5 separate regions of the Mus musculus genome follow, and regions 1, 3, 4 and 5 are each linked to region 2. The links are chromatin loops, found by intact Hi-C in ENCODE. Cell type or tissue: left cerebral cortex. All regions are shown on one strand. Each heading gives the region's core, and the rest is flanking DNA. Links, peaks and the distances in the headings are about the cores only.

The links. Hi-C counts contacts between places; a loop is a spot of excess contacts. Peaks named below come from ENCODE experiments on the same cell type or tissue, not always from the same donor. Only the 100,000 strongest peaks of a DNase experiment are listed, where the experiment ranks them.
Region 1: it touches region 2 in a loop (2.0-fold over the local background); 10 of 42 quality-filtered maps call a loop at or near these places.
Region 3: it touches region 2 in a loop (2.6-fold over the local background); 8 of 42 quality-filtered maps call a loop at or near these places.
Region 4: a loop joins it to region 2, with 9 times the contacts of the local background. A loop is called at or near these places in 14 of 42 quality-filtered maps.
Region 5: it touches region 2 in a loop (2.3-fold over the local background); 8 of 42 quality-filtered maps call a loop at or near these places.

What each region holds. Positions count from the first base shown.
Region 1 is chr9:32,752,958-32,759,362 of GRCm38, forward strand. Ets1 (E26 avian leukemia oncogene 1, 5' domain) reads left to right here. Exons shown (of 10, transcript NM_001372534.1): 10 at 1,256-4,863. The coding sequence ends at 1,468. Among named protein-coding and RNA genes, the nearest start is that of Gm3331, 27 kb to the right of the region's middle. In left cerebral cortex, for the core only: no CTCF peak of the experiment used is centred there; a DNase peak (open chromatin) is centred at 3,275.
Region 2 is chr9:32,937,813-32,944,217 of GRCm38, forward strand. No RefSeq gene overlaps it. Among named protein-coding and RNA genes, the nearest start is that of Gm27162, 12 kb to the left of the region's middle. In left cerebral cortex, for the core only: CTCF peaks have their summits at 2,928 and 4,013 (motif pointing left); DNase peaks (open chromatin) are centred at 2,927 and 3,841; H3K4me3 peaks cover 725 bases; H3K27ac peaks cover 604 bases.
Region 3 is chr9:32,668,748-32,675,152 of GRCm38, forward strand. All of the region lies in intron 3 of Ets1 (E26 avian leukemia oncogene 1, 5' domain), which reads left to right. Among named protein-coding and RNA genes, the nearest start is that of Ets1, 36 kb to the left of the region's middle. In left cerebral cortex, for the core only: no CTCF peak of the experiment used is centred there; DNase peaks (open chromatin) are centred at 3,527 and 3,674; H3K4me3 peaks cover 596 bases; H3K27ac peaks cover 1,108 bases.
Region 4 is chr9:33,244,598-33,251,002 of GRCm38, forward strand. No RefSeq gene overlaps it. Among named protein-coding and RNA genes, the nearest start is that of Gm32171, 6.7 kb to the right of the region's middle. In left cerebral cortex, for the core only: a CTCF peak has its summit at 2,551 (motif pointing left); a DNase peak (open chromatin) is centred at 2,541.
Region 5 is chr9:32,761,420-32,767,824 of GRCm38, forward strand. No RefSeq gene overlaps it. Among named protein-coding and RNA genes, the nearest start is that of Gm3331, 19 kb to the right of the region's middle. In left cerebral cortex, for the core only: a CTCF peak has its summit at 3,190; a DNase peak (open chromatin) is centred at 3,172.

The DNA.
Region 1 (6,405 bases), core at 804-5,803, 180 kb before region 2:
GCGAGAGAAAATGCTGGGATTGTGATCCTGTAGGCCCAGATTTCTAGCTCAGCTCTGCTGCTTGCTGCGTGTGCGACCTATGATGCAGCCAGCCCGAGCTTCTGTCTCATCATTGGCAGAGCCCAAAGTGTGTACACTTTCTGGGACAAACTGATGTATATATAAGTTCCTGGTACAGAGTTGGTCCTGCCCTCTGTCTAGTCCCTGGCTCTGTGCATCTGGAAAGATGCATCCACTCTGATCGTTTTCCATCCTTTCATCCCAGAGTGTTGAATAAATGGTTGGTATATGAACGAAGAGATCTCTCTTCTGGCAGACATGAGAACGTGTCTCTACCCTGGTCCAGAAAGGATGCTTCCTACTGGTGGAAGCAGAGGTGCCAGCGCTCTCCTCCCATCCTCTCCCTTCTGCCCAGTTCTGTGCTTTCATTTTAAGGATGCCTGCTTATAATGTGGGCCAGAGGGATGTCTGCCCCACGGCTCTTCCTTTTCCTTCAAGACCAAGTGTTTTAACTGTATTCCAGAGGAGTTCAGAGTCACTGTTTGAACAAGTAAATGGAACTCAACACTTGGACACTTGAAATTAGAAGTTCTATTGCAGTCACATGTATGGGATAGGGACATTGTCCTATTGAGAGGAATACTCTGGGCTCAGAAAGACAGCACATATTCTCGCTTACATGTAGACACTGAATTGCTGATTCCACAGACACAGAGGATAAAAGAGTGACGTATCTGAGCATGGCCAGGAGGAGGCTAAGGGGTTGGGGAGACCCTGGTTAATGAGCCCAAGAATGCAGGTACAGGAATTGGCAACTCTGGAATCTCTGTGGTACTGTAGGGTGCCTACAGAACATTAGCAGGTATTTCAGAATCGCTAATGTGGGTTATTTTGCATGGTCCCCAGAAAGTAATGGGAAATGCCTGTGATTGAAGACATGCCATTTAGCCTGGTCTGATCACGACACAATGCACAGCTGTATTAAAATGTTGCATTGTTCTGCCTACATCTTTTGAAATAATCTCAGAATGTCCATGGCTCCTAACTATACATTCAATGTATAGTTATTATAAACAATTCAAAATATTTTTTAAAAAAGGAAATGAAGGAATAAGTCAGACATATGCACACACACACACACACACACACACACACACACACACACACACACACACACACATGATGTTTGTTTGACCACCATGATGGATGTGAAGACTTGTATAGACACTTGTATTTAATTTTATTTTTATTACAGGTGGCCAGGAGATGGGGAAAGAGGAAAAACAAACCTAAGATGAATTATGAGAAACTGAGCCGTGGCCTTCGCTACTATTATGACAAAAATATCATCCACAAGACGGCGGGCAAGCGCTACGTATACCGCTTTGTGTGCGACCTGCAGAGCCTGCTGGGATACACCCCTGAAGAGCTGCACGCCATGCTGGATGTAAAGCCGGATGCTGACTAGTCATGGACAGACGCGCAGAAGGAAGGGGCTGGGGGAACCCTGCTGAGACCTTTCAAAGAGCAACCCTGTTGGTTGGACTCTTCATTTTTAATTGTTATTCAATGTTTTATTTTCCAGAACTCATTTTTCACATTCAGGGGTGGGAGCTGAGGGAGCGCCGCTGTATTCCATTGGCCATTGGTGGGCCGGAAAGAGGAGGTCAGGACCTGCGGGGTGGGCGGGGCAATAGCTCCTGAGCAGACTTTCAGAAGGGAGAGGTCTTCTCAGAAGCCTGTTGGACCTGGCTTGCAGAGGAAAAAAAAACTTAAGTGTCCGTTTTTTTTTTTTTTTTTTTTAAATCAAAGAAAAAAAAATTCATCTTGAGTTGTGGATCTACTAGTGGGAGGAATGATCACATTGAGATGAAAGAGATTGATGAAAGCCAGTCAGTTTTGTGGGTGGGCTGAAAACAGTTTCTTCAGGGGATTACTAAACTCAAGAATTATTAACCTTTCTACTTTTTGAAACAATGATGGACTTTGATTGAAGGGGTCCAAAACTGTTTTTATGTTGAAGTTTATTTTATTAAATTTTGTGCCAGTATTTTTTTTTCCTTAAAAAAATATCGTCTTAAGCTCTAAGGTGGTCTCAGTATTGCAGTATTGTGAGTTTGTTGTTATTTGCTGGCTGAGGACTCTTGTCACAGTGAAAGACAACTGTTTATATAGACCCCATTGGAAAAATCCCAGTTCTGTACTGAGATCAGAGACCCCAAACTCTTACAGCTAAAGGAAACGAATGCTGATCTGGGGACAGGGGGACTGTGCGTGTGACTTCCACCTGCGGTTTGTAAAAACTGTTTTCCTTTGATTCACTGTCAGGCTTTGGACTTAGTGTTAGTTACGGGGCGTTAAGTCTCTGCACTGAATGTATTCTGCAGCTCTTCTATGGAATCGTCGGCATCATAGCACAGTTCAAGTCTTGGAAACGAAATCCAAGGAGCAGGATTAACCTGGGTTTTGGTTAAACCGCTACCCGAAACATGGAAGACTCAGAATAAAAGCCGTTTGCATGGGCATTACCCCGAGGGTCTTAAGGCCTCAATGCATGCCATTCCAAACTAACATTCTCAGTTCTCCTCTACTTTGTCTTATGTTCCCCCCGGCATCCCTCATTGCTGCCCCTCCCTCATCACTGATCAGTGAAAGTGGAGTGTAATGCATCCTGACACGTGACTGAAAGTGTAGTTTCAGCCATCACAACACAAATCCAAGAGTCCAGACTTGCTAGGGCTCGGAGGCCACGGCAGTGGAGAGGGTATTTCAGTAGCATGTGACTCGGCCTCCTTTGAAGACTTGGTGCTCGTCAGGTAGGATTTCAGGTGAGACTGCTTGCCGGGAAGTGGCAGGGAGCACTGGCACTTGACCTGTTACCACCTCAGCAGAGGGCAAGCCCAGGTCAACTGCGGTGAGAGGGAGACGGAGAAAATACAAGGGAAGGCGCTTAGGTAAGGAAAATAAGGTGGCCCGAGACAGTTAGATAGATGTTTAGTTTCCTCCAAGTTTAAACTCAGACTTAATTGAGGCAGCCATCATCCTGCCTGATGGGAGAGGAGACCTGAAAATAAGCCATTGTGGGTTAAAAAAAAAAGTAAGGAGACATGCCTGGGATCATTAGAATCCCTTCCACTGTATAGCTGCCTAGTTAAGACAGTGACAGTGACATCCCTGAGAGAAGAGAGGCAATTGGCTGAGGTGGGCCTCTCCAGGCTCACCCTTCGGGGTTTGTAGCTCCCTGGTATCATCTTCCAGGAGAGTTGATGGCTGACTCCCACATTCCCTTGAAGACTCTGAATTACTAAGACTATAACTCTTGTCCGTGGGTGTTCTGTACTGACTGAGTGGAGCATCCCCACAAGGAAGCAAAGGCCAAACATTCCAGCTATATATTTTGATCTTACAAATGCAGGTGCCTTAATGAAGCTCTCAAAATATTTAGGAGCTGCTCAGGGAGTGTTAGGTGGGATCATTTGGATTATGCTGTTTTCTCTTATGTTATGTGATCTTTGTTGGGCACTGACAGTGTGAGTGTGTGTGTGTGTGTGTGTGTACATTTGTATAAAGTTGCAGCTGAAATAGTACTGAATTTTCTACTTAGAGTCTGTTCACATTTCCATAATGGTGAATGAAAGAGTACAGCCGGGGCTGGTATTGTTGTTTGCTCTTTGCAACAGGGCTTAAAAAAATCACTTCCCCAAGTCTTCACCCTTCTCCATATTGGGTTCCTGCTGGGAATGCCCCTCCTGAGAGCCTACCACCTGCAGTCCCCTAGCAGAGAAGACATAAGAAAGTGTCTCCCACACTCCTCAGCGTGCTGACTTGCCTGCCTTGATGCCCTTTCTCCCTAGGTCCACCACTTTTCAGGATTTGTAGATAGTATATTAGTCAGACAGCTTTGTTGTCCATCTGGCCAGATGCTTTCCCCCATCTCCTCCGAAGGCCAGAGACCATCCCAGGAAGAGTGGCGGGTGGTTTATACACTGGAAATGTAGCAGCATTGCTGCATTGATGCTCTTTTAAAACACGTTCACTTCACAGGAAGGATGAACAGATCTGACCTAGCTGGGCGACTCCATCATTTTCCCAGAGAAATGCTTTAACCTGTGTGGCTGGCTTTGGGCTCAGAGGCGGGGCTAAGGATGCTCCCTGCGGAGAGCTCTGATGGTGTGGCCATGGAGACCTTGTAAGCATTCAGGATCAGAGATGCTCTTCCTCACTTTGGAGACCAGCACTCTGGGTTTTAAAGCATTAACCTTCATGGTGAAATCACACCTTCTCTCTCCTAGCCATGCTGTGCATGCGGCCTTCTCTGTTGGGGTCTATATAAACCTGTTGAACTCTTACGTACATTCCAAAGACGTTTCAAGGAACCACAAGTATATGTATACAAATACATATATGAAGTATATATGTTAAAGTGAATTTATCTCTATCAGGAATACTGCCTCAGTTATTGAATTTTTTTTAAGGATACTTTTTTTTTTAAAGCTGAGAATTATTGAGGTGAAAAAGATGTTATATTGTGTTTGACTTTTTCCAACTTGTATTTTCATATAATTTATATTTTTTAAATGCTGAAAATTTAAAAGCAAGATTTAAAAAGGAAAAGCAGGTGCTTTTTAAAAATCAGAACTGAGGTAGCTTAGAGATGTAGCGATGTAAGTGTCTTAAATGTTTTTTGTTTTTTTTTTAAAAACAAATGCAAAAAATTCTTATGGGGGAGTTTTTGGTTTGTTTCATTTAAGTAGCTGATGCTGGCACATCATTTTGCTGGAAAATTTTTTATATACTGTAGGCTGATTTCATATTGTATTTTAAACTGTGTGAAATTAAAGAAACAAAGAAATTCATTCATAATGAGGTGGCTCTGGCTTGATTCTTTCCTGTCTACGTCGTGGGAGAATTAGGAGAAATCAATCAACCAGAGAAAAGCACAGAAGAAATACAGGGCAGTTCTCCAGATCCTGCGGCTTAGGGTCATTCTAGATAAAGGTTGCCTAATAAAGGGTTAGAGGTATAGGGACACAGGATTCCTGTCCCAGTGATTCCCTGCATTGTTTGTTTCCACCTGTGCTGTTGCCCCCACCTTCCTTGTCAAACATCACTGTTCATGTCTGAAGGACCAAGAACCATGTGAAGAAAAAAACTGACGACTCAACGGGTAGTCACTGATGGAGTCCAGCTAGGTCCAGTTCCTGATGTTCATATAGACAGACCATGATGTTTGGTTTCTTCTGAAGAAAGCTGTGCTCTTTGGCAGTTAGAACTCATCACATCCATCTCTTTGGCCTCAACTTTTCCACTGGGGCTAGGCACGAAGAAGGATACTATCTGTTAGAACCACTCCAGCCTATGTCATGAATAGAATACATACTTCCAAGTGTTTTGGGACAGGAATGCTTAGGGCTGCATTCTGTATGCGGGTTTTTTTTTTCTAGTTGAAACTGTAGAAGGTGGATGTTTTTAATTAACACCAACATTTGCAACATGAATCCCAACTCACAGCTGGAAAGAGAATTTTTGCTGAATTGTTCACAAAGAGAACTGTGTTTTTGGAAAATCTGTTTCTTCAGCCCTGGAACTTGAGGTTTGCTGAGCACACTTTAAACACGGACTGTGTGGTCTAGTGGTCAGAGCCCAGCTGGCCAGGAGAGTGGCTTTGGTCTTGGGTATCTGGTAAAGCCACCACTACTCCTGGACAGATTTTTTTTGTTGTCGAGGTGAGGTCCTCAGATTTTGTCCTTCTCAGCTGCAAACCTGGGCAAAGCCCCTACTCCCAAGCCAACCAGAAGCCACATCTGAGATCCTCTAACCCTGCATAAACTATTCAAATGGGTTGCAGCTTCAGTCAAAGCTTTGGACAAAAACTGATCCAAGTTGACGTTATCTCTCAGGATATCTGACTACACGGAGACCACAGTAAACAGCACAAGGCACATGTGAGTGAAGTCAGCTTAGTCCCTTCTCTCTGCATCCAGAAGCCACAGATCCAGTGGGTTATTTTCAGGCAGTTGGGCTTTGGTGCTCTCTTAATGACACCAATAAGCCACTGTATGGAAGCCATTGTGGAGGGAAAGGCAGTAATATAGCAACCATTGCAGGAGTTGAGAAGGATGGGTGGGGTAAGGTAAGAGCTACTATTGACAGGAGTCACTTAAGAGAAGGTGGGCATGCACAGACTTCACATGCTTTCAGAAGGTAACAAGTAAGATGTGCCAAGTGGTTTGAATCCTTGTAGCCATGAAATTATATCCAATTCCCCAAACTTCTGACCATGCTTCCATCTCTGAGCTGATAAGCGGATACGTGCGGATCAGTTTTCTGTAGCTATCAGAACATAACTGAGGTAAGTAGCAGAGAAAAGCATTTTCTTTGGCACAGAGTTTTGGAGCCCAAAGT
Region 2 (6,405 bases), core at 457-5,456:
TGGCAGAGCCAGTTTCCTTGAATCCTGGGGTATTGTGGGTGTTGCAGACCAAAACACTTAACAACAGCCCATGCTGCTCTCAACTGCAGCCCTTCCTCCCCAAATTCCTTCAGTTCCTCAGTTCCCAGCAAGCTTTCTTCTGTGATGCAGTGTGCTTCCCTGCCTCAGTGATGCAGTGTGCTTCCCTGCCTCAGTGATGCAGTGTGCTTCCCTGCCTCAGTGACATCCCAGGGTTCTCTGTGAGTGCAGGCTCTTCTTCTCCTACACAGTCACACCCTCTGAGTTTGCACACTTGATGGAGAAGTTCCAGATAACTTCAGGCTGTGACTGCAGGATTAAAAGTTCTCTGGACCTGGTGCTCTTGACCCTGCCTAAAGACATGTGGTGCTGGGTTGAACAGAAAAGCTACATTTGCTTGACTGCTTCAAGTAGTTGACATTCCCAGGCTCACAAAGCCAGGAGCCCTCATTTATAACTGATTTGCCATCTTGAAGATGTACTATATTCAGTGATCAGAGCTCACACTGGAAAGCACTTGCAGGGGCTTATACTGGCCTGTACTGTGGAGATGTGGGAGAGACAGTAGGTGTTATGGACTAGTTCAGTTTCACATGTAGAAGAGGGTATGAAGCAGATGTGATTTCTAACTTGGTTCCTTCTTCAAAAACTTTACATAGATGTGTGTGTGTGTGTGTGTGTGTGTGTGTGTGTGTGTGTACGTACTTAACATTCATTTCTACTCCAGTGATGACCCTTCCTATATCATAGTTTAGAGATGCATTGTCTATCTCTGATTGACCTTCATAAATTTTTGCCTTGCCCTGCACACACCATTATCCTACATCATTAAAAAAAAGTCTCAAATTGTATTGTTATTTCCTTCAGGTGACTTATGTCCTTCAAACAGGTATATTGTCCCTGAAGATAGAAGCTTCCAGAATGCTCTCATCCTGTGCTGGCAGAATTCATGTTAAGTGTGCCATCTTTATATAAGAGCCACATGGGAGAATCGCATGGTCTGAAGTTCAGATTCAGTTCAGAGTTACAACAAGGCATATTTTTTAAAAAGTCATTGAAAGGGGAGAGTCCCAGATTAGTTGCAAGTAAGTTGGGTATCATGGGCCCGATCTTTGCCTCAGACCTACATGATAATGTAGGAACATTTTCAACTTTCTCCTTCTCATTTGGCCTCGTCTTTCTCTTCAAAAACCTAAAGACCAAAGGTACCGGAAGCCTTGATTGTCAGAGTTCAAAGCCCTCGATAAACATTTGACATTTGGAAATGTGTCTCCCTCCCCTCCCTCTGTACCCTCATCTTGCTTGCATTGGCACCAGCCTTAGAGATAACCATATCAGGCAGAATAAATGAGACTTGTTTCCTTCTAAAATGTCTTCCTCCTGCACGATACAGCTAAGCACCTCGGGCTTGCTTGTATTTGCAATTAGACTTCTCTCTTCTGACTTTTAGGTCAGAAGATAGAAAAATTCAAAAATTTCTGGAGAGAGACAGAAACCATGGAACTTTTAAACCAAAAAGGGACTGATAGATTATTTTCTCTGATAGTCTTGTTTGATGATGGTGGTGGTGGTGAGTGTGATTGGAAAAGTTCACTACATTGTTTGCAGTCAGTTACTGAGCTGGTACCAAACCTCAGAAGATGTATATAGACAAGACTGACATTCCTAGCATAAAGGCTTGCTCAGGCTACATTCATTTTTAGCAATAATTCTGAAAGTTCAGACAGTGGGCTCTCCCAGAATCTACACGGACCAAATTCTCTCATGAATTGATCAAGGAAATAGACCAGGCTTGTCCTCCGATATCTTTCTTGGGAGGTTTGCTAGAGGACGGAATAGCTCTGGGTCTAACCTAGAGTCTGTGTTTCAGGCAACGAGTTGGGCTTCTTGAGTTTTGTGTAACTGCCCTGTACCCAAGACTTAAATGCTAAAGTTGAACCTCCCTCCACATCCTCCTCCAGGCTTCAAGATGTTGAGGAACATTAAGCTGGTGACAGAAGAAAGCTGGAGACAAGGCTAGGTCCCTGCTTTGTACAGGTTAGGGATATCCAAAAAAGAATGCTCAAAATACTTCCCACCCCCATACACACATACCCCAAAGGGACAGAACACTAGAGAAGTTCTTTGCTTTTGGTCTTAAGGGGATTTTTTAGAGCAAATACAAACAAAAATGAAAGTGGCTCAAAAATAAGTGGTAATATTCTCCTAGGAATTACAAATGTGACCAGAGACGGAAGAGAGAAAATGGATAGAGTTCCCAAACTTGGATTTATCTGTCTCCTCCCATCTTGGACCATATCTGGCATTCTCTCTAACTCCCATGCCTCGCTTGAAACACTAAATGGTTGGAAGACCAGCGGAGGTGTGTAAAACCTCGTTCATCTGCCATGACATCATTTAGAGGCTGCTTCTACTGGACCCTTCGCAGAGGTGTAGTGCTCTGTGTGGTTTGTGTGCGGTGGGGCAGTGGGGGCAATCTTGGAATCACAGCCACCTGATACATGGTGTTCACTTCTGGGGCTCCCAGCTCCCAGCCCCCAGCCAATACTTTGCTTCCTCAAGGACTAGTGAGAATAGCCTATTTAAACCCCAATACACACTCTCAGTCTAGGGCACGACCCCTTTTGCTGCTCTTGGCTAGCTCTGTAGTCCCACCCTCAGCCTGCAGGGTCCTGCCGAAGCCGAACCGTGCACTTCCGGGTCCCACACTCCACTTGCGTGCTTCCCAGCCCACTAGAGAGATTTTTCAGAAAACTATTTTTAGAAATAGTAACCTCAGAGTAAGCAAGGCACGGCACTCCAGATTGGGCGTTTTTCTGGGGCAGTTGAGCTAAGGAGCATTCGTTTAAAGAGAAAGGTGTAACAGCCGCCCTTGCTGTTCAACCCCGGAGATCATTTCAGATTCCTGGGTTTGACTCCCTCTAGCGTCGCGATTGAGAAGACATGTCTAAATCCAGGCTTGGGAGACTGGTTGGGAACCAGGACAAAAAGTGTTTTTCTTCGCTTTGTTCCTAAATTCCTCTCTGCTCTCCGCTCTCTCTTTTGTGACAGAGTTCCCAGCATGGGAAGAAAATGAAGATTAAGTATTAGTTTAAGAATAGTAAAACAATTTATTTGCATCTTTTTTTTCTTATTCCGGGAAGGATCAGCGATTAAACAGAAGTTTATCTCAAGAATGAGGCTATAATGTAACTTCTGGATATCTCTGTTTACATTAAGTCTAGTCCCTGAAGAGAATCTGCATGCGCACTGTTAGGGAACACTGTGTACTGTGCATCTTGTCTCAGAATTAGGGTCAGCAATTCTGCTGCTTTTGGAGAGGACAAATTCCGAGGAGGGGCTTGTGGGCACAGTGGCGAGCAGCATGAGACTTTGCAAACGTAAGAGACACAGCCACATACTGCTAGCAGCTCAGAGCAGTGTGTCTGTCTTTGCAAGTTGAAATCATTGGCTGTTTTATCATATTTCCTTATGAATTTGATGAGCCTGCTTCAAGAAGGAAACTGGAGAAAAAAAATGCAAATTAACTTTTCTAGACCGAGTGCCCTGAGATTTCGCTGACGGAAAGGAACCCTGATTGAAGGGATCTTCAGTGGTCAGGAGGGCTCAGTCCTCCAGTTATCTGGTTTGGTTATAAATGACTGGATTTCTTCTATAACCTGGCTGTGGCTTACTAACGTCTGAGCTACAGAGTAAACCAAAGTGACTGTGGGTGATAAGAGGGGAAACGTGTGTGGTGCACACTGAAGACATGCTCATACCTCCCGGGCTGTTTTGAGTCAGACTTTGTGAATTATGGAACAGCAGTCATTCATTCAACAGAAAGCATTCCATTCACAAACACTGCAGCTAAGCTCACAATGGTTCATTATGAGGTCTTTTGCTGAAGGGCTGCTTGCCTTGCCAGGGTAACAGTCTCTTCTTTGACTGTCTTTCTGTTCTCATTTACCATTTTCACATATTTCTCTTCAGAACTTATCTGATGTCTAGCAACCCCTGGTGGGGAGTCTGGAATGCTCACCCCCCCCAACCCCACCTACTCAGCCTGTATACATCAAATGATTTAATTCTTGAAGGTGGACCATTCTAGTGCTGATTTTCCAGGATGTATAGGCTTGTTTGCCTTGGCAGCCACAGAAAACAAAGGCATGGGTGGTGGGCTGGGAAGATGGCTAAGTATGTAAAGTGCCTGTCTTACATGCTCATGACCCAAGAAAACAGAACCGATAAACAAACAAACAAACAAACAAATGGGTGCATGCTATGTACAATGAAGAAAGACTCTGAACTATGGCTCTGAAGATGGTTTTAAGTGTGAAGAAAGTATGAATGAAAGACGGTGAGGATCGAAGTTTTAGGACGTCAGGTTGCAGTATGGGTGGCGAATGTCTTCCTTGTTCAATATGCCAGAGGCTCTCATAGGTGAGGGCGGGGCAGTAGTTGAGGAGAAAACAAAACTATTGAGCTGAAGTTGCAAGGAACTGAATTGCTTTTCTTTTCTTTTCTGTCCTTTTTTTTTTTTTTAAAAAGGTTTTCATTGGGTCTTTGTGAGTTTCCCATCATGCACTCCAGTTCTGCTCATCTCCCTCTTCCCTCATATCCGCCATTCACCCTGCAACCCTCCCCCCCCCAATAAAAACAAAACAAAACAAAACAAAGCATAGAAAAGACCCCATTGCGGAAGCTGCAGTGTGTCACAGTGTGTCCCACAGTATATTTCTCTGTCCATACATCTTCACTTGCAAATGTCCATTGCAGTGAGTCATTGGTCGGGTTTGAAATCTCTGGCTTCTGTGACACCATCAGAATTGGATCCTTACCTGTCCTCCACTCCATTACCCTGTTGTTGCCCTGGATCATGGGGGATACTGCAGCCTTGGATTAGCAGGACAGGCCCTTTTATGCATTCCAACCTTTTGCAGATGATAGAGATTTTGTTGGACCAACTCAGAGCCTTGTGTCTGGGCCTAGGAGGTAGCTGAGCTCTCCCTTATGTGAATCACCAGGGTGAGCTCTCTAGCACTGCTCTGGTTCCACCACCCAATGCCACCATCTTCAGGAGACAGGGTCAGCTCTCCCGCTCTCCTGCCCTCAGGCCCAACTCTCTTGACTGCCTCAGGTAGAGAAGAGCAATGGGGCTGAGGGCTTCCCCTACTACCCTCTACCACAGGCCACTTCACATCTAGTGAGTGGGAAGGCCAACTCTCCCATGTTCTCGCCCTTGGAACCAGCACATCCAACATCCTTCCACTAGGGCCTGCTCTACTGTGCTTCCTGAGTGAGGCACAGGACTGGCTTTCTCCAGTGCTGCAGCTTGTGAGGGGCAGGGCTAGCTCTCTCATGCTCATGACCCTGTGGGCAGCTTTCCAAACTGCTGAAGATGATGAAGAGTAGGGGGTTTGGGGGATTATCTCTGAGCCTATGCCAGTCCATGACAGACAAGTGGTAGGATCAGCTCTCTCACCTACACTCACGCCCTTGGGGCTAGCTCACCCACACCATTGCTACCAGGGCCAGAATCTCTGTACTGTACAGGTGAGGTGCAGGACCAACTCTCCTGAGTGCTACCATGATGGGGCCAGGTCTTCAGAGTGCCACAGGGGAAGGGCCAATTCTGCACAGCCCCTGGGCACCCACATGGTCCCTGGTAGCTGCCTCAACCAGGGATATCTCCATGTTCTCTAGTGGTAATATAAGTCACAAATAGAGACTCGGACCCCTGCCACTGTGTAGCCACAGACCCAGATATGGCCCTCAGTGACACCTAGGGATGGGACCCCATAATGACCCCAGGTGGCAGGGCTGGCCACTCTCTCTTCTTAATGCTCTAGCTGCTTCATGTCTTTCTTTAAGACATCTATCCACTACATAGTCACTCATTGTGGTGGCTCCTGTTGGAGGTTGGCCACATGGGTGGTGGGACCCTGGGTGGCATCCTCCAAAAAGTTGGTGTCTATAGTTTGCTTGTTCTGTGAGCAGAAGGGCAGGTCTCTGGGTGATGTGGTGGTCCTTGGGTCTTTGTCTGTCTTCCTCCTCCTGTGTTGTGCTGCTAGGATTTGATTTATGTGTCCTAAGCGTTAAACAGCTTTGGCCATCAAGCCAGACATCAGGCTAGGATAGCAAAGATCTTCCATCTGCTCTGCCCTTGACTGATACAAGACCAATACCAACAGCAAGGCATCTCTTTGCCCTTACTGGGGGTGGGGGCATGAATTGCTCTTTCTTTTTTATTATTATTAAATTTATGTATTCCCCTTATAACCCAATATCAGCCCTTTCTCTCCTCCCAGCAACCCCTGATGCAAGGCATTGTGATGATTAGGAAAAGGCCAAGATTCTATTCTTCATGGAAGGCGATGATACACAAAGTCTCAAGAAGGCAACTAT
Region 3 (6,405 bases), core at 457-5,456, 270 kb before region 2:
ACTCTATCTTGGTCCTATTGGGAATCAGAAATCAGAAGCCAGAGAGCCCACTCCAAAAGGAGACAACATGACTAAAGTTCAGCCGTAGCCGCCAGCTGTCCACATGTGACCTCAGCCTCTTTGTTAGGGCCATCATGACTGCTCATAGCATGTATCAGAAAACACAATACTCTGCTCCCCTTCCAGAGCACCATCATTTTTTTTTTCCATTCCAGGTAGTATGTTTTTCAAAGGCAGCGATAGATTTGGTCTTGATTCATCCCAATTTTTAACAGTGGCATTTTGATCAATATACACTCGTGTCATACACAGGATCCTGCCGCTTCGCAATGTCTTGGAAAAGAATTCAGAGATGGTCCAGGAGTAAGGAAGCCGGGATCTTAAAGGAGGTCACCGAGGTTTATAGGAGATCGTCCTCACTGTGTGACCTTGGGCAACTTGATGATGATTCTTTAGCTTGGTCTACAGGCAGTGGCAGTAGCAGCAGTAGCCCAAAGAGGAGGAGGAGGAGGAGGAGGAGGAGGAGGAGGAGGAGGAGGAGGAGGAGGAGGAGGAGGAGGAGGAGGACTTAGAGATGTAAGATTTAACTCTTGCTTTGGACTCATTAAACTAGAAACGCCAGAATCTGCTGAGGCACAGGCTTTAAAGCCCTACTCCAAGGTTAGGCTGAGGAATTCTTTTGATTTTTTTTTCTAATACATTTCCAGGAGCTGCCCCTGTTATGGCTGCTGGAAACCCAGAAGTCACACTCTGAGAATCACTCAGTTCCTATCTGTGAAGCTTGAAGCATGCCGGCATACAGTAAACATGATGTGCATGTCTGCTGTTGTAAATCATTGACTCATTGTTCTGTGAAGCACATTTTAGAAATCCAAAAATGTCTAAGGGTTGAGTCAGAAAGCGACCCACTGATTGGTTGAACTCATTTGACCTCCAGTGGCACATGGTGGGTCCTAAAGACAGATGGGGAAAGAGAAGACATAGTCCTTGCCTGCATGCAACTTTTTAAAAAATTGTGTATGGGGGGTGGTACATGTTTTCTGATAGAGCAAATGGTTCCCATATGAAATACTGCACTTATGTATGACACAGGCTTGGCAATATCAGGGGGTGACTTCGGATTTCACTATTTAACATTTCTAAAACAAATTTACTAATAAAATGGCGGAATTGAAGAATGTCTTTCCCAAATAAACTTTAGAAGTTCATGTGGGAGACATGTTGAGAGGCCAGGTTCATGGTCTCTCCTGGGGCTTTGTCATCTGGCCCAGCGGCTGGGAGGGATCAAACCTGGGCAGTGTTTGGAAAGGGCATTGACAGGCAGGCAGGTGGGATGTTTCAGCAGGAAAGCAAGAGTCTCCAGTTTGGCTTTTCAAGTGTTGAGAGTGTTGAAGACATGCCAGCAAGACTTCAAGAGAGACTCACCTGGCCTGGAATGTTTATGCTCACAGCAGGTTTGTTCTTTCAGCTGACTGTGTCTGATGGCCACAGGGCTTAAAACCAGCGCTTCAAACTCCATCTGCTGCACATTTCTGTTCTGTCTCAGGACACATTTTTCTTTTTCTAGGACACTCTTTTTTTTTTTTAGAGGTTCTTTGTTCTTCAAAACAATTCTAAGCCCCTGAGTCTGTGAGTACCACTGATGACATTGGATATTACAATATTGGACTAATCTGTCCCAGATAGAATGCTCGGCTCTTTCTGCCAGAGAAGGCTATGGTAGCCTATAGTGAGGTACATGAGGAGCCTTTCAGGGGCCCCCATTCTCAACATTTTATTGGATGTTCTTGATTTTCCAACTCAATGTGGCACAGTCTAAACTTTGACAAGGCAGTTCCTTACAACTAATTTGTTTTTATTGTTGTTGTTGTTGTTATTACTATTATTTAAGTATTTACTTATTTTTCAGACAGTCTCTATGTAGCCCTGACTGGTCTGGAAAAGGCTATGTAGCCTAATAGGAGAGAATTGTCTTTCTGTAAATAGGGTCTGACCACTAAGGGAGATGGGCAGCTTGGGTTCCTCTGATCCTGGTTTGGCAGCTGTGCTATCTCAGAAAGAGCTAGCTATAGTCTTGTCTCAAAGTTCATCTTTCCCAAAAGACCAGGTCTAACTGCCCTTCTTGGGTCCCTAGAGGAAGGTGTCCAGGGACGATCTTTTCACACACCTTCCCCATCACATCTCTGAGGGGCTTTAAGTACATACTGGAATAAAAGGTCATAGGTGAGGCTAGCCCCAAATCCACTCACTGCTCCTCCATGTTTGTTTGCATTTACTCTGTGGGTTTTTGTTTTTTGTTTTGTTTTTTATATCAAGGTATCTGTGTGCCTGAGCCTTCCTCTGCAAGGGAAAGTGGATTCCTGGCCAGCTGTGGGTGGCTGGTTCCTATTGGCCAGGGTTTACTGCCTCCTCTCTTAGACTCCCACCTTCTGCCTCCTTGAAACCTTTGAATGTGTGGTCCTTAACATTCAGATTCTTTGTGTGAGGGTATGACTCTAAATAGAACTGGGTCTAGTTCAAGGGTTTAAATTGGTTTGGTAGAGAGAGCAAGAACACAGCATCATGTCCTGGAGTTTTTAATACATTTCTTGGGTTTCTAATCTTCAACAGACAGGTCCTTAACCTTATTTTTGAGTTCTTATGCTGGTTTCATAATTTAAGACATGAAAGGCCTTGGTCAATGGACAATAAATGCCACCCTTCCTATGAACCATAGTTCAACGATGAAGTTAAAGGAGCCAGAGAAAGAAGGTGTCTGACTCTGACCTAAAAAGCTTTGACTACTTTCTCATTGCCCAAGGCACATCCTACCCTCAGGCTCTCTCTTTCCTCCTTTTTTTCCACCCCCGCCCCCCCCCCCGTGCCCTCTCCTTCTCCTCTTTTTCTATCATATATAACACATATATTACATCTGCCAACATTGTCCCCACTATAACTCGTTTCACCAGTAAAAAGAGAGGGGTACCTGAGAAGAAGTACCCAGGGCATTCTGGGATTGGGGCTCACTGGAGCTATGCTAAGGAAAAGTCAGGACTTTGGCTGGCTGTGTGTGAGAGAATGAATCCTTTCCTCGGTGCTGGGAAAGGAAGGAGACCCAGGTGCAGAAAGAGCGTCTCATCTCAGCAGGGCGAGCAGAGTGACAATTAGCATGCAAGCCTTCTGTTGGCCTGACCACCTGATAGATAAATTCCTTGTTTCTCAAAAAAGCCAAGGAAGTAACAGCATTGCACTGGAACTCTCAGGGGGCTCTGGAGGGGCGGGGGAGTTCTCTTAACTTCTTCAAACCGCAAATATTTAGTCCGAGTTGGGAAAAGGTCCCCGGGGCACCAAGTTCTTATTGGATTCTAGCAGTTTGACCCCTCTTCTGGAACAGGGGCGGGGGCGGGGTGGCCACTGCTGGCTGGCGTCGCCTGCTCGTCTCCTCTCAGCTCCCGCGGGCCGGCTGCTAGCGGGCGCTGCGGATCTCTGTGAATGGAAATGGTCGGGTGGGTGGATGATGTGAGAGGGCTGGGGCTGATCTGAGTTGAGAGGGGGTGTGAGAGCCGAGGGGGTGGGGACGGCCGGGCAGGGACAGCCTGTGGTGCTCACGTCTGGCCGGGAGAGACTCTTGGCCTCCAGATGTTCAGTGTGTTTATAGCTGCCAGAGCAAGAGACCAGCTCCCTCGTTAAGAAGTTGCTTTCTTGAGCTGCAGCTTCTGCAGCTGGAGGCTGCGCCCTCCCTTCCCCCAGGCTGGTCCCTCACCCCGACCCCGCCTTCCTCCTCTGCAATCCTCCCAAAATACACGAGCACACAAAAAGAAAAACACCAGCAGATTTTTTATTTCAGAGAGTAAACACTTGGGCCGTGGGGGTCTGGAGGTTATGGGAAAAGAGGAAACCATCCAGCTAATCAGGCAGCACACACTTCCCCCGCTGAAATAAAACAGAAATCTTTGCTCCGCAGGGCTGCCGGGTTAACCCCGGCACTGCCAGCCAAGCAGCGCCCCAGCGGCCCGCCCCGAAGTGGGGTATCCAGGCCCCACCTTGGGCAGCTGCCACTGCTGACTCTGGGAGGGGAGAGGCCTGGCCTGCCTGACCTGCCTGCTGTCCCCTTGGTTTGTGGTGGCACATCTGCTTAAGAAACAGATGAGATTCTGAACTTAGATTTAGATTGCAAGAGGCTAATGGGAGTTCTAGATAGGTGGGGTGTAAGCAAGGGCACCACTCCCTGCCAGGAGAGTCCTTGCTGTTAGGAAAGCCAGCTTGTTTGCCTGCTGTCCCTCCCTCCCTCTCTCCTTGTCTCCCTTCTCCTACCTTCTCTCCATCCCTGCCCCCCCCTCCACCTCAGTTCTCTCCTTCTAGTTCTTTCCCTACTAAGGGCCTTCAGAGTCTATATCCCTTCATTTGCCCCCTAGCTGCCTGTCCAGAGACCATAAATATCCTGTGGGGCAAAAGTCAGGGGTCAAACAGGAGGCCTAATTGCACTATGGGAGAGATCACCTCTCCCTGGGCAGCCTTTGGCCCTCAGAACTCGCCCCTGTGCATAGCCTCTGCCTTTCAGTTCAGACCCTGCCCTATCTCACTGTCTGGAGGGCTGGCTCTCTCTTCTCTGCATCACTGTGGTTTTTTGTTTGTTTGTTTTTTGTTTTTTAATATGGATGGGCTTCCTATTCCTGAGCATCCTATTAAGCCTTACCTATGGCCTTTGAAGACTCTTGCTTCTTAATAAAACAGATTTCCACAAACTCTATTCACCCTTTCAGGTGGCATTTAAACCTCAGCCTCCAAAGCAAGCAAACTGCTTTGCAAGTTGGAATTCCTTTCTTGAAGACCTTGTCAAGAGGTAGTGGGAAAGCAGAAACACCAGTGATTTAAACAGCGATAGAACCAGGTCCTAACTGCCTGTGTCTTTTATTGGGTCTCCTGCTTGTACATCACCAACCCTGAAGACCTTCTACCAAGTCTTAAATCTGCTAATTGTCACAGATTTTCTTCTTCTTCTTCTTCTTCTTCTTCTTCTTCTTCTTCTTCTTCTTCTTCTTCTTCTTCTTCTTCTTCTTCTTCTTCTTCTTCTTCTTCTTCCTCCTCCTCCTCCTCCTCTTCTTCTTTTCTTCTTCTTCTTCTTCTTCTTCTTCTTCTTCTTCTTCTTCTTCTTCTTCTTCTTCTTCTTCTTCTTCTTCTTCTTCGTCAGAAATGATCTTGCCAAAAATAATACATACAAGAATTTTGCTTTCCCCTGCTTCTCAGCATGATCTGGGACTCCAGAGAAGTTAGGATCTCCTACAGTAAGGGGAAAGGTTCCATTGTGCCCCGCAGAAGCAGATAGGGAGAGCACACCAGCATATCTTGTTTAACAGCAATGAATTCACTGTTGTCAACTTCCTTCCTCCAAATCCCTTTCCACTGCTGTGGCTGATCCCCAGAGACTGTATTTAAATCTGGAAGTTGTTTCCATCCCATTGTCTTGGAGATAAGAATCACGGCCTGGCTCAATGTCCAGACACATCTTTCTGCTTTATTTTATGCTACTCAGGATATATCTTGAGTCGGCTTTTCTACCCTCTAGTGGGTTCACCACCCTCACCTTATACAGTGGGACAAAGTGTGGTGACTGTCATGTCTGGATCACTTTGTCAGAACATATAGTGTAACAGTGTCAGGAGATCTGTTGGGTGTGACAGTCCCAGCCAACTGCCTCTGTCCAGGCACCATCCTCTGGAGTCCCAGCCCTCATGTCTGATCTCTGGCTTTTCTTGAAGTGGCTGACCAGGCTCTCTTGCTAAAGTTCACTTAGACAACTGGTAGTTTGCAGACCTCTCCATTCTAGAGAGAGATTACCCTACATGAACTCTGGATTACCCTACATGAACTCTGGATTACTACTTGGGCCTGCTAATTGTTGTTTTAGTGTATGTATCTTTCATTGGTATGTTAGATAGACATTCTAGTGGAACAAGACTTAGGGCTGGTTGATGACCCTAGGCCAAATACTGGAGTTTTATTATGAAAGTGGACAGCTGCATCTGGAATCAGATATGCCTGTGGACTGTCCTAGAGAGCCCAAGGGAGGTTAGAGAGAGCAAAAAAAAGATGCTTCATCACTTTGAACAGACCTGGTGTATCAGGCCTTTCATCATTCCCTTTTTAACTGAAAATTCTGACTTTAAATTTCCCGAACAACAAAACCAACAGAGCCGGTTTGAGTCTTGTCTTTTGACACCGTTTCAGAGTGTCCAGGCAGTTTCCTGGGCATATTTGCTTCTTGATTAAAAGTATCAGATATGACAATACCTTGTTCTTCTCTGGTGACATGAGTGTCTGAATGATCGTATTCCAGAGCTGTGTGAGAGGGCGTTGATGTTATTTACGCCTCCCGGGGGTTGAGGCTCATCCATGTATGGCTTCTGCTTTGCTATGTTCCTAGGA
Region 4 (6,405 bases), core at 603-5,602, 310 kb after region 2:
TGCAGTAGGTGAATATACAAGTTTATGTGTATATGAATACGTGTGCAGATACTTGCAGTTCTGTCCATCAGAAAATGTTGAAGGACATCCTAGGGAGTAAAAATACTTGGCATCAAGATCTTGCTCTCTCAATCTAAAAGCAAACAGATCCTCAGTACAATGGCTGATGGTTACCGTTAGATGATCCAAAATTGCTTATGACAGGAAGTATGAAGTTGGTTAAAAGCATAAGGAGAGGATTTGCCACATGGAGGTGGCAGCCATCCTGAAAATGTTTCCATTGGCTAAATCTGGGACTGTGAGCATCATAGTTAATCAGTACAGTAGTGAGCCAGAGACCATCAAAAATTCATAAAGTCTAGAGTCCATATAGATAATAAATAAACAAATAAATAAAGGAGGTGAGGATGCTTGGTGCTGACTGGAGGAAAGCTGGGATAGAACACCATTATCTGTAACCATTACAGTAAAGACTGACTACAGTGAAAACAGGGATCATAGATCTTGGGAATAACTTTGACAAAGAGCCAAATAGCACTTAGTTTAATTCCCTCCTACACATTGCTTATTGCAACAGGAACAAAGTTGCAATTACACACTGGAGAAGTTAGGTATCAGAAACAGGTGATCAAAATCATCTTTCATCAGTAGGAAGCAGTTGGTATGTCTCCAGGTGAATTCAGCATCATCTACGATGTCTTCAGGGTGGCAATGAATAGTCTCTGTGTTTATGTATGAATCTATGTGCACATAGACCATAATGAAAAATGTTTTCCTTTTAAAAAGAGGCTAAGTGGTATTCTTCAAATATGTCCATTTACATAGAACTACAAAATAGATTAGAGTTGCTGTAGATTAGATATGGTTCCAGGGACACAGACTGGAAATATCATTAATGGACTCCAGACTACATCTTATTCTGGAAGAAAACAAGTACTATTGATGACAACATTGAGCCATGGGACAATTGTGATATGGGTGTCAGATTACAGAATATAGGCATGTTGATGTTACTGTGAACACAGGCAATAGCACTGCAGCTAATGACAGAACATTGTGATCAAGAAAATGTATACCACCATATTTAGAAGTGAAGTGCCATGGTGTATATAATTTATACTCAAGTCTTTTCATTTAAAAAATGTGATAGTATGTTGATGGATTTAGAACCAATTATAAAGTGTATTGGGTCAAATGTCAACAAGAGTCTATGGAAAAGGTTTATGGGTAATTTTGCACTGTGACTTTTCTTCATTTTCTGTTAAATTTAAAATAATCTACAGCTACAAAGTCTAACTTTTTTTAAAATGCACACTGTATTAGGTAGCATTCTACAAACCCAATAGAGTGTCTACCTCTTCTGCTGCATATCTCTGCTATATTAACACCATATCATCAACTGCCACTTCCTTTTGCCCTGGGCAGGTTGACTTCCAAAGCATGAGAAATACAAGTAAGAGACCGCTAACAAAGACTTGGAAGCATGGTAACTTCGTAGGACAAGCAGGAAGTGTGGCTCAGTGGTAGAGTGTATGCTTAGCATGTGTGGGGTCCTAGGTTCAATCCATAGCATCAGAATAAAAAAAAAAAAAGACTCAAAAGACAGCATGCTACTCCTTTCTCCAGCCATCTCGGTTGATGGAGGCTATTCTTAAGGACTGTTAGGCTTGAGCCTGCCACCACAGAGCTCCAGACCTTATATCTCTTTGTGCTCTGAATCACAGCACACCACCCTCATGAAACCACTCCAAACTTCCCTCCTGTTGTGTAAGTCAGCTTGTTCATCACAGCCCATTTCCTTTCCTACCAGCCCATTGAAGCCATTTTATCTTCTTTACCATGTCTGCTACTCTACTAGTTTGTTTTCTATTGCTGTGATAAGACACCACCATCAGGGATAACTATAAAGAAAGAGTTTAACTGGTTTACAGTTCCAGAAGGTCAGAGTCCATGATGGCAGAGAGAAGGCTGAGCAACACCTGGGTGCCTCACATCTTTATCCACAAGCAGGAGACAGACAGGGCACTGGGGATGGCTAGGACCATTTGAAACTTCAAAACCTACCTCATACAACACACCTCTTCCAACGAGGCCACCCCTTCTAGTACTTCCCTCAAAGTTACACCATCTGTCAGCCATATGTTTAAATTTATGAGCCTATGGAGGCCACTCTCATTCAAACTGCCACAGATTGCTGACATTTCTACCAGAGACAGATGAGGAGATAACACTGATTGTTTAGCATATATCCCCAACCTCCAAATGTCGTCATTAATAGGATTCCCATCTCCCAGGTGATGAACTCAGGATTTTGATACAATTTGATGCCAAGGCTCTTTAATCATCTATTTGAGCCTAGGCTAATGGCTTTCACAATGGCTGGTTTCAACCTTCAGGGAAGGTGAGCAGAAGAAGCAAGCACTATGTCCCGAAGGAGATACCACCATAGGACAAGTGCAGCTCAGGTGCTTCAAAGATCTGCTCCCTGGACTTTAATTAGCAATCATTGGGATGTCAAAAGTAGCATGGGAAGAATTCTGCTGCCATCTGGTGGCCACATTGGACTATGACCCTCACTCAAAGGACCAAGTTGCTTCTTAGTAAAATCAAAAAACATGAAAATGTCATTCAGAGGTTGAGCATTCATTTCATTTTCATATCATATTTGAAGGCAGAGGCTTTTCAATCCCAAGCCAAATTACAATTACTTCCGGAAATTGGCTTGCAGCTCAGTGCCAAGGCTCTCTTCTTCCAAGGCCTACTGGAGCAACCTTTTTCCTTTCATTTTGTTGTTTGGATTCACATTACTGAAAAGTTTATAATATTTTAAAACATTATTTTAAGTACTTACCCTTCATAATATTCTGATGGAGTAATTAGGTATTGGTATTTTATAAATGGACAAGACTGTGGCATGAAGTCTTTGGCTGTCAGCCCCCCAAAGGCATGCCTAGGGATCCAGCCAGGTCAGCCAGGATAGCAGCTTGAGGATCCTCAGTTATCATTTCCCCTCCTCATTTAAATCCAACCTTCAGGCTTGTAGTCCCAGCTCTGTAGCAGGTGCTGCTCTCTCTTCCATCTCTGTCCCCATTCTCAGGTGACTAAACAGATTCTGCTAGTATATCTTGCTTTGCTTTCTCTTGTAGACCCCCCTTCAGCCAATCTCCATCCATAAATGTCACTTCTCAATATCAAGAAACATATTCTACTGGAGCTGCACTCCCCCATGACTACAACTGTGAGAAATAAAACCATTTCAGTAAGGTAGAGTCACCTAAGGCTTATGTGACTCCCCTAGCTCTTGGCCAGACTCCTGACTTGGAACATGTGCCATACTTCTCACATAAAAGAGATGTGACCTGTGGTCATGTAGTCCCAAAACAGAGTTCTCCATGCTAATGAGGTACCTAGAGACCCAGAGGGCTTAGCCAATAAGTTTCCCTTTCCAGCCATTCCTCCCTGCAAAATGTATTTAATCTCAGGCCCAACCTGAGAAGAGAGAGAGGAGGGTATGCTTTTACGAATCCATTTTCCACCATGACAATAAATTGTTTAGAGCAATGGGCTGTCTCTTTTCATCAAGATATGCCATGGAGAGCCATGAAGAAGGTCTTCAGAGATGCAGTCTAATCTCCTCTAGAAACCCTTTCTGAGCTCTCTGAAACAACTACCACCAAGCCTGCATCCACCAAGATAAGGACAATTACCTTTGAGACAAGCTGGAATTCCCTTTGTCCCCCAGCCCCGAGCTAGACAATGTTCCCAGCCTACCTGCCCCCACTCTATTCTCTGCTCTGGACTCTTGGCACTGCCTGGATGGCCAAGAGTCTGTGAAACACATAGCCCTGGCCTCTTCACAGGCCCAGGGACCCCTAAACCAGCTCCAGTTTTCCGATGTCTCAGACTATGCTTTCCCAACCCTGGAGTGGTGCCCTGGAGCTTCCCTACAGCCCAGCACCCACCCCAGCAGCAGCATGGGATAAGCACAGACAAACTCCCCATTTTCTGTGTCCCCAAGTGGCTATGCCCAGTGACAGAGTGGTCTCTGGCCAAGAACCCTACACACATCTGGTAGGATCTTAGACCAGGTAATCCACAGTCACCACACCTTCCTAAGAACCAGAGAAGGCAATAGAAACCAAGGACTAGAACATCCCCCAACAAACACAAAATCAGATATTAACACCTAGAATTATAAGCATCCCAAAGCCAGATGCCTAGACACCAGTGCAAAAGCACAATTAGTAACAGTCAGCACAGTGTGTCTCCAATAAAGCCCAGCAACCTTGTTACAGCAGGCACTGAGCAATGTAATTAGCTGAAACGCAGACAAGGACCTTGAATTCGTCTTTATGACTATCTTAGAAGTCCTTAAAGAGGAAATGAGTAAATGCATTAAAGAAACACGTGAAAGCACAGACAGGGAAAAGGGGGAAACTTTCAGACTTGCAAGAGGAAAGAGAGTCAATCAAGAAAACCCAAACTGAGGGCAACCTGGAGATGAAAACTCTTGCGCGCGCCCAACTAGCCAGGAAGAACGACGCTGCAACAGGATCCTTCTGCCCACGTTTATTCAGTCCTGTTTCTTCTTTCTCTATATCTCCCTTGTTTGTATCTCCCCCGAACCCTGGACCTCTCACTCTTTTATACTCTCAGTTCCCATCCACGCACAGCAGGCCACGCCACCTCACCAGGCACGCAGCTTCAGCTAATCAGGGCAGCAGGGGCATATCTCCATCAAAATGGATTCACCAGTATCCTGGTACACCTGCGCAGCTCTCACGATGTTTGTGGCTTATATGAGGAAGTCAGGTGCAAATCATACGACTTAGCTGCAGTCCCTGGCACCTTTGGGACTGCCACCACACCTGCTCCTCACAGAAAACTTTAGGAATTGGGATAGAAGACTGAGAGCAAGCTTCACCAACAGAGTACAAGCAACAGAAAAGAAAATCTCTGTCACTGAAGACAAGGTAGTGAAGAAGTGGATACCTTGGCCAAAGAAAATGCTAAACTAGGAGAGAGGGAGAGAGAGAGAGAGAGAGAGGGAGAGAGAGAGAGAGAGAGAGAGAGAGAGGAGGGAGAGGGAGAGGGAGAGGGAGAGGGAGAGGGAGAGGGAGAGGGAGAGGGAGAGGGAGAGGGAGAGAGAGAGAGAGAGAGAGAGAGAGAGAGAGAGAGAGAGAGGAGGGAGAGGGAGAGGGAGAGAGCCTTGTTAGAGGTACAAAATATTTTCAATAAAATCATAGAGGAAAATGTACTCCAACTTGAAGAATCAGGTGCCTACCAAGGTACAAGAAGCATAGAGAATATCAAATAGGCTGGACCAGAAAAACCATTTCCCATGACACATAATAATCAAAACACTAGAAATAGAACAAAGTTAATATATTAAAAGCTACAAGAGAAAAAGACCAATATGATATAAAGGCAGACCCATTAAAATAATACCCATTAAAATTATTAATAATACTCAGTGAAGACTCTAAAGGCCAGAACTTCCTGGATAGATGTTTTATAGATTTTAATGGACCACAGTATTCCAGCTACTATACCCAACAAAACTTTCAATCACAATAGGTGGAGTAAGACATTCCCCATAAAACCAAAATTAAACAGTATTTGTCTATAAATTCAGTCCTACAGAAGGTTCTAGAAAGAAAAATTCAACTTGAAGTGCTAACCATACCCAGAAAGTAAGGAATAAATAATATCAGATCAGAAAATCAAAAGAAAGGGGAAGACCCACACCACAACTAAATAATAACAATCAGCAAAATAAGCAATCCTGATTGAGGATAACTTTCAACACCAACACTCTCAACTCCCCAATGATAAAACATAGACTGACAGAAATGGACCCATTTGTTAGCTGTGTGCAAGAAACACACCTTAACATCAAGGATAGACATAACCTCAGGGTAAAAGGACAGAAAAAGATATTCCAAACAAACAGACTCAAGACGCAAGCCAGTGTAACCATTTTCGTATCTGTCAACATAGATTTCAAGCCAAAACTAATCTGAAGAGAAGCAAGGATCCTACATATTCATCAAAGGAAAAATCCACTAAGAGGACATTGCAATTCTTAACATCTATGCACCAAACAGCTTTAGGGTACTCAGGTTCACAAAGAAAACACTACTACAGCTTCCATCACACATTGACTCTCACACACTGATAGTAGGTAACTATCATCTATCTCAGTTTCACCAATAGATAGGCTAACCAGCCAAAACTAAACAGAGAAATGATGTAGTTAACTGTTGTCATCAAATGAATGGACCTAACAGATAGTTACAGAACACTTCACCCAAATATAAAAGAATACACATTCTTTTCAACAGCTCCTGGAACTTTTTCCATAACTGATCACATACCAGAACATAAAGCAAGTCTCCACAGATA
Region 5 (6,405 bases), core at 720-5,719, 180 kb before region 2:
ACTGTTCATAAGAAATGGTAGCTGGCCTCACAGATCTCTGAGACAGAAAGTTCAAGACCTAATTCAGAGATGGGGGTGTTGCTCAGTGATGAGTGAGCACTTATCTACTGTACACAAGGTCCCAACGATGTGAAGAAAGGGAGGAAGGAAGGAAGGAAACAACACAGCCCAACCCCAACCCCATCCCTAACAATTGAGAGCCTGTCTCTCTTCCAAGCTACATTTTAGGTCAGTCTTGTTCCATAATTTCTGACTTCCCTGTCAATAGAAGATTCACAAAGTCGCAATACACAAAGAAATGTGGTCCTTTAATTGGAGACATATACACACATCTGTATGTATTTTGTATATGAGTATTATTTGCATCTTAAGTAGATAAGATGATAGACAATGACGGGTGTTTGGAGTGGCAGATATGTGTGCATGTATCTGCTTTCTCCAAAGCCAAGTTTTCAGAACAGTAAAGTATATCCGTGCCCTGGTGCCCAAGGAATTTAAAGCCCCTTTTATGCCCCATCACAGAGCCCTGGAGGAGGGTTCGAGTGTGCCACCGGCATGATACTGGCAGCACATGTTCATTGCTTTAGGAACCTGTGTGTTTAGCCTACTTGAAATTCCACATCAGAACTCTGACTACAGATTCCAAAGAGTCTTCCCTCTGCTGCTGTATGTGATGATCCAAATCCTGAAGCCCAGACAACAAAGACAAGAATTAAAAACAAGGGGGAACACATAACTGAGGGAATCTGGGAGCATTCCAGTTTCCTCAAATCATTCTGTCTGGGTCTTGCTGGCAGCTCCTTTCTCCTCTATATTGAGTTGAAAGGTCTCTTTGGGAAACACAACAGTGTTTCAGGGGTGTCCAATCTACAATTTCATCACAACCATTTTGTCTACAAATGTCATGGTCAATCCTGTTATAAAGAAACCAAACAAACAAAAATCAAATTACAAAATAATCACCCCCAATCTTACAATGTTTTAAACTTATAATTTTTGGAATGGGACACCTTCATAGTTATTGTATAGTACATTTGGACTGTGGACAGTAGGTTAGACACTCCTAGAAGAGTGATAGCCAAGAGTCAAAATGTCAGAAGTCTGATTCTACAGTTTTAGAATCCAAATCACCTTAAGTTGACATTATACAATCCCTTCAGCTAGGCAGTCATGATTTCACAGGGCAGTGGAGGGTACATGACTTGTGTCCTCCAACTATCATCCATTGGTGACAGAACTGGTACAAGAATGCGAATCCTATTTTACTCCAAGTCCTCCCACATTCTTCTTCTCTACTTGGATTATTCTCATCCAATTTCCAGGTAATGCACCCGGCTTAAGCTCATTTCTAGAGGATTCGCTGTTAGTCCTCATTATTATTTGTATTAGCTGTGATGGATTCAATACCCTGCTAAATGCTGAGGTCACCTAAGGAATGGATGAGAATCCCTCTCCAGTGAGATTGACACTGGCTTGATACCAAGAACAAGAACCTGAAGAGGTCTGTGGTCTGAATGGGTGAGGATGAAGCCAGCCAGGTGGGAATGGGAGAGGTTGAGGTACAGAGAAAACGTGCAACCTGCGAGAGAAACCATAACTCAGAAGGACAGAGCAGAAGCTGCAGAAGCAGAGGCTGGGGTGGGGTCACAAGAGATGGGCGGGAGGTGACCCTGTATGGTGGGCCCTGTGAAGCACAAGGTAGAGTCTTGGCACTCTTCCTACTGACTTAGCCACAGCTCCTGCGTTGTGCTTAGAAAGGTCACCCTGTCTCTACATGGCAGATCAGAGGGGACAGGTTGGAGGAAGGAGAGGAGTTGGAACCCGAGTTAGCTCATCTGAAGAGAGGTGGGCACAACCAGAAAGCCACTGAGGTTGTGGGATGCATGCCCTGGTGATGGGCACCAAGGTAGGACTCTATCCCTGCAAGGTGGACTCTACTTAAAGACACCAGTATCATCCTTCTCCTTGGGTACCAGTATCATCAGGATAAGGATTTTAGATCTGTAAAGAACAGTAGAGGTAAGGTCCAGTCTTATCATCACATCCTAAGAGTTAAGGCAATTTCAGTCACATTGCTTGACTGGCTTAAAAATCACGCTGTCAGTCTAACAAAGGTTAAAAACTTGAATCTTTAAGTGTACCCAATAAAGAATCAATCCAGAATGGACTGTTTCTTCTCACCATAAGGGCACTATAAACCCTCACCAGCCCTGGTGCCTCCTCTACCCAGGCTGTAATTGGAAGAATAGGAGAAGGCTGATATTCCTCTCTCAGCTTCAGTTTCTGCTCCTCCAGCCATACAGAGAGCTGCCCAGCTATGTTTGGCAAGTGAACCCGAGCACATTCCCAGAATCCCTCTTGGGGCATAAGGAAGAGCAGGAGTCTGTTGTATCTTCCCTCCAAAAGGATCCTCCATCTCTGTACATAGCCTCGCAGTGCACCTTCTGAGCTAATAGCCTACTGCTTTTAAAGACTCTGTACTATTCTAGTCCCTGGCGATTTCTCCTTTCTGTCCCATCTATTCTGTTTATTCTCCATCTTGCCTTTTTTCTCCTAGTGTCTTGCATCTTGCAATTTTAGAGAAGCAAATTGAGAAATGAAAGCAAGAAGACATTGCATTGAAGGGTCAGCACTCTGAGGATGCACCACTTGGTTTTAAGTCCAGGCCATGTCTTTTGTGAGCTGTGTGAGCAGACACGCTGTTTACATTCTCTGTACCCCTCTTTCTTCATCTATGAGATAGGAATAATGATAAAGACCTCACCGGGGTGATATGGTGGTTGCCAGCTGGATGTAGACCTACAAGGAAGAGAGTTAATGTATAAGAAGGCATGCTTAAGAAGCCCTTTCTCCCTTTAGAGAGCCATGTTTTCCCCAGACTTACAGGATGTGGACTCTAGAATGCCTTTTTGTGGAAGAAGAGGGTCTGACTTCTCTGAACAGGCCTTGGGTATGGCCACAGGCACCCAGGCCATCGGCGGGTCACCGCAGCTGCAGGTGGGCAGAGCAGCTCCCAGTGTGTGCCTGCCAACTCTGGGACTCAGCACTTTCCACTACTGCTGGCTCTGTTTGTTTTCTTCCCTAGGCTCCTCCCGCCCAGCCAGGCCTTCTGAATGAAGTCCAACAGCAACGTTGGGCAGCCCAAAGTCTTCTCCCACTATGGCACAGGGCTCCAAGGCCTCTGCTGGCCTCCTGCTGTTGGCAGGCAGAGGGAACGGGGTAGCTGGCCCACTGCGAAGGCTTATACACAAAGTGCCATTGTATGGCACTGGGCTGTGGGAGACAAATGAAAGGGATTTCAAAATCAATGGCGAGTTATTTTTATCTGCGGAAGGGCTGAAATGCTTTTCTTTTACATCTTGGAAAACAAACTTTAAGGGCTCATTATGCTCCAAGGAGTGTTTTCATTTATCCTGGTACACAAGAATCTAGAAGGATGGTTTCAGAAAGACCTGGGCTCAAAAGGATTGAAGCCCCAAGACCCAAGCTGGAGATCTGTCATCTCTGCATGGGGACCACCCAGTCTCTGCATAGTGTGGTCTGGATCCTTCAAGTCTTGCTTCTCGTCCAGAACTCAGATCACACCGTGGTCCTCTTGAGGGTGTGCCTTTCTGTTCTCATCTCTTTCCCTCTGTCACTCCAAGTCTTGCCCATGGTGCCCTGTGTCCGAGTAGGGTCTCTCTCTGGAATAACACACCTATCCTGTAGGTCAGGGTCACCAAAGGAGGAGGTGTTCAATCCAGCCATCATGGAGGAAACCAGTAAAACATCTATGTGAATTCATGTTTAATGTAACACTAGAAAAGGCCCTTTCTTGACTCATACTGAAAATACACATCACTTCTCCCTCAGCCTGTCTGTCTGGATCATTTGCATATATACAAAGTATCCTGAGGGAAAGAGGGAATCATGAGTGTGGGGGCTGGGGGGCCTATGCTGGTGCTCTTGTTTCTCTGTTCAGCCTATTGCAATGTTCTTAGGTTTCTAGAGACACAATGAGTAGATTTACAAACCAGGTGAGTTAGCTTTACCCCGATAGTCTTCAGGAAATGGGCACATCGCTTACGTGTCTCCAGCAATGAGAGCACAGATTACAGACACTATGCACAATTCAGACACAAGAAGATGAGGAAAATCTCTAGTGTCTTCTTTTCTGCCCCTGAAACAAATTGTCGTCAATGTACTGAAAGTAAAATTGACAATGACTTAATTACATTGATAAGATTTAGACAAAACCCTAAGTACCAGAACTTTCCTATATGTGATTCATACCTGGTGTAGTCAGTGTTTTATTGCTGGGAAGAACATCTATGACCATGGCAACTCTTATAAAGGAAATAGTTTAATTGAGGCTGGCTTATAGTTTCAGAGATATAATCTGCTGTCATAACAATGGGAAGCATGGTGGCTTACATGCACACATGGTACTAGAGAAGTAGCAACAAGCTCTCTACCTGAATCTGAAGGCACCAGGGAGAGCAAGACACTGGGACTGGCTTGAGCATTTGGAACTGCCTACCACCAGTGACACATTTCTTCCAACAAGACCACACCTCCTAATACCTCTCAAGTAGTGCTACTTCCTGATAACCAAGCACTCACATCTATGAGCCCATGGGGGCATTCTTTTTAATACCGCTACAGTATCCATTGTCACTACTGATGATTTAGGCTCTAGAGTATGTGTTGAGAATGTTATCTGATAATGATTGGCACATGTAAATTATAAATAAATAATAATATATGTGCATTGAAGAAGGCTCTTAAAGAGACTTATCAAAGGGGAAATATTGTCAGAGACATTTGGAGATGACTATTGACAGTTATGGTAATCAGTCTTGATTGACAGCCTGATTGGATTGATAGGTGCCTAGATTAGTAAGCACGACTCTTGGTATGTCTGTGCTGGGGGTTGGGAGGTAGTCAGATTGCTTTCAGTATGGTTGAGAAAGATTAGAGCATAGGTGCATATTCCCCCCCTCTCTCCCCCTCTCCCTCCCTCTCCCCCTTCCCCAGCTCTCTCTCTCTCTCTCCCCTCCCCCTCCCCCAGCTCTCTCTCTCTCTCTCTCTCTCTCTCTCTCTCTCCCCCCTAGCTGCTATGATGTGAACTGTTCTGTCACATTCCCCCACTCTGATGGGCTGAAAACCTCAAAAACCATGAGCCAAAATATATCTTACCTTGCATGTACTGTTTTGCCAAAAATGTTTCGTCATAACAATGAAAAGTAATTACTGTTTTTTGAAAAAAAAATTTGACTGTGAGTTCAAATGGTGTCCAACCCAGGGTTCAGGCTGCTGGGCGAGGCGGGACATAGGAAGTTTGACTCCATGCACCCCCACACCACGGAAGGCTCAGAGCACTGCTCTGGGGGGTGCGGAGGCTCAGAAAAAGAGAGAGGGAGAGGGAGGAAGAGGGAGAGGGAGACCTTCCAGGAGACTTCCTAACATGTTTGTGAAAGTGGTTACACTCTGGTTTTAGTTCAGACTTCAGCTCAAGACAACCTTCCTCTACCTGCCCCTCCCCTCCTCTTCTTCCCTTCCCCATTCATTTTTCTTCCCCTTTCCTTCCTTCCTCCATTTCTTATAAAAAGGCCCCCACATGTATGAGGTTGGGCTGAGGTGAGAATAGCCGTTGCTTCTTTGATTCCTTTCCTTGGCTTCATTCCACACACCATGAAACAAGTTGAGGATGATGTTTCCACCTAAGAGCAAGAACCACAGCCCCCATCCCTACCGCATCTTGTCCATACTCTTGCTCACATGGGGATTTGTCTTCTTCGATAAAGGGCATACACTAACTGAGAGGACCAGCGTACACACAGGTGTTGGGTAGAGCAGGGTGGACAGTTAGTTACTCACGGAATCCTTCATTTTAAATCGAGCTGTAAAGGCAAGTCTTAATTTTAGTGACACGCTCCCCTTTCAGGTGGCCCTGGGGTTGCTCTTTTGGGATCCCGAGAAACTTTCCAAGCTACAGGATAGTAAAGTAAATTCGCGAGGAGAGAGAAGACAATTCAGCTTTCTATTGTACCAGGAACATCCCTAAAATGGATGTTAGAGAGGATTCATCCGCACAGAAGCAGCCTCCAGGAAAGGCGACTCTGAGCTGCTGCAGCTGGAGGATATGATCTGAAGTTACTTCAGGGAAGCAGTTCTAGCCCATTGTTCTATGGGTGACCCCCCCCCCCTTCCCAAAGACCCACAGTCTTTGCCAGACAGGTGACCAACCTCTGAATAAGGCTTGCCCGAACTAGAGGAGCTGATAGAGGCAAGATGTTCACTCCATTCTGTAGCCTGACCTCCTTGACTCTGGACTCACACATTGTTACCATATCTGAGGACAAAGTTACCCTTGTTTTTACAACCTGCCTCCAGGGTGTAAGCAAGTAACTGCACATTCACTCC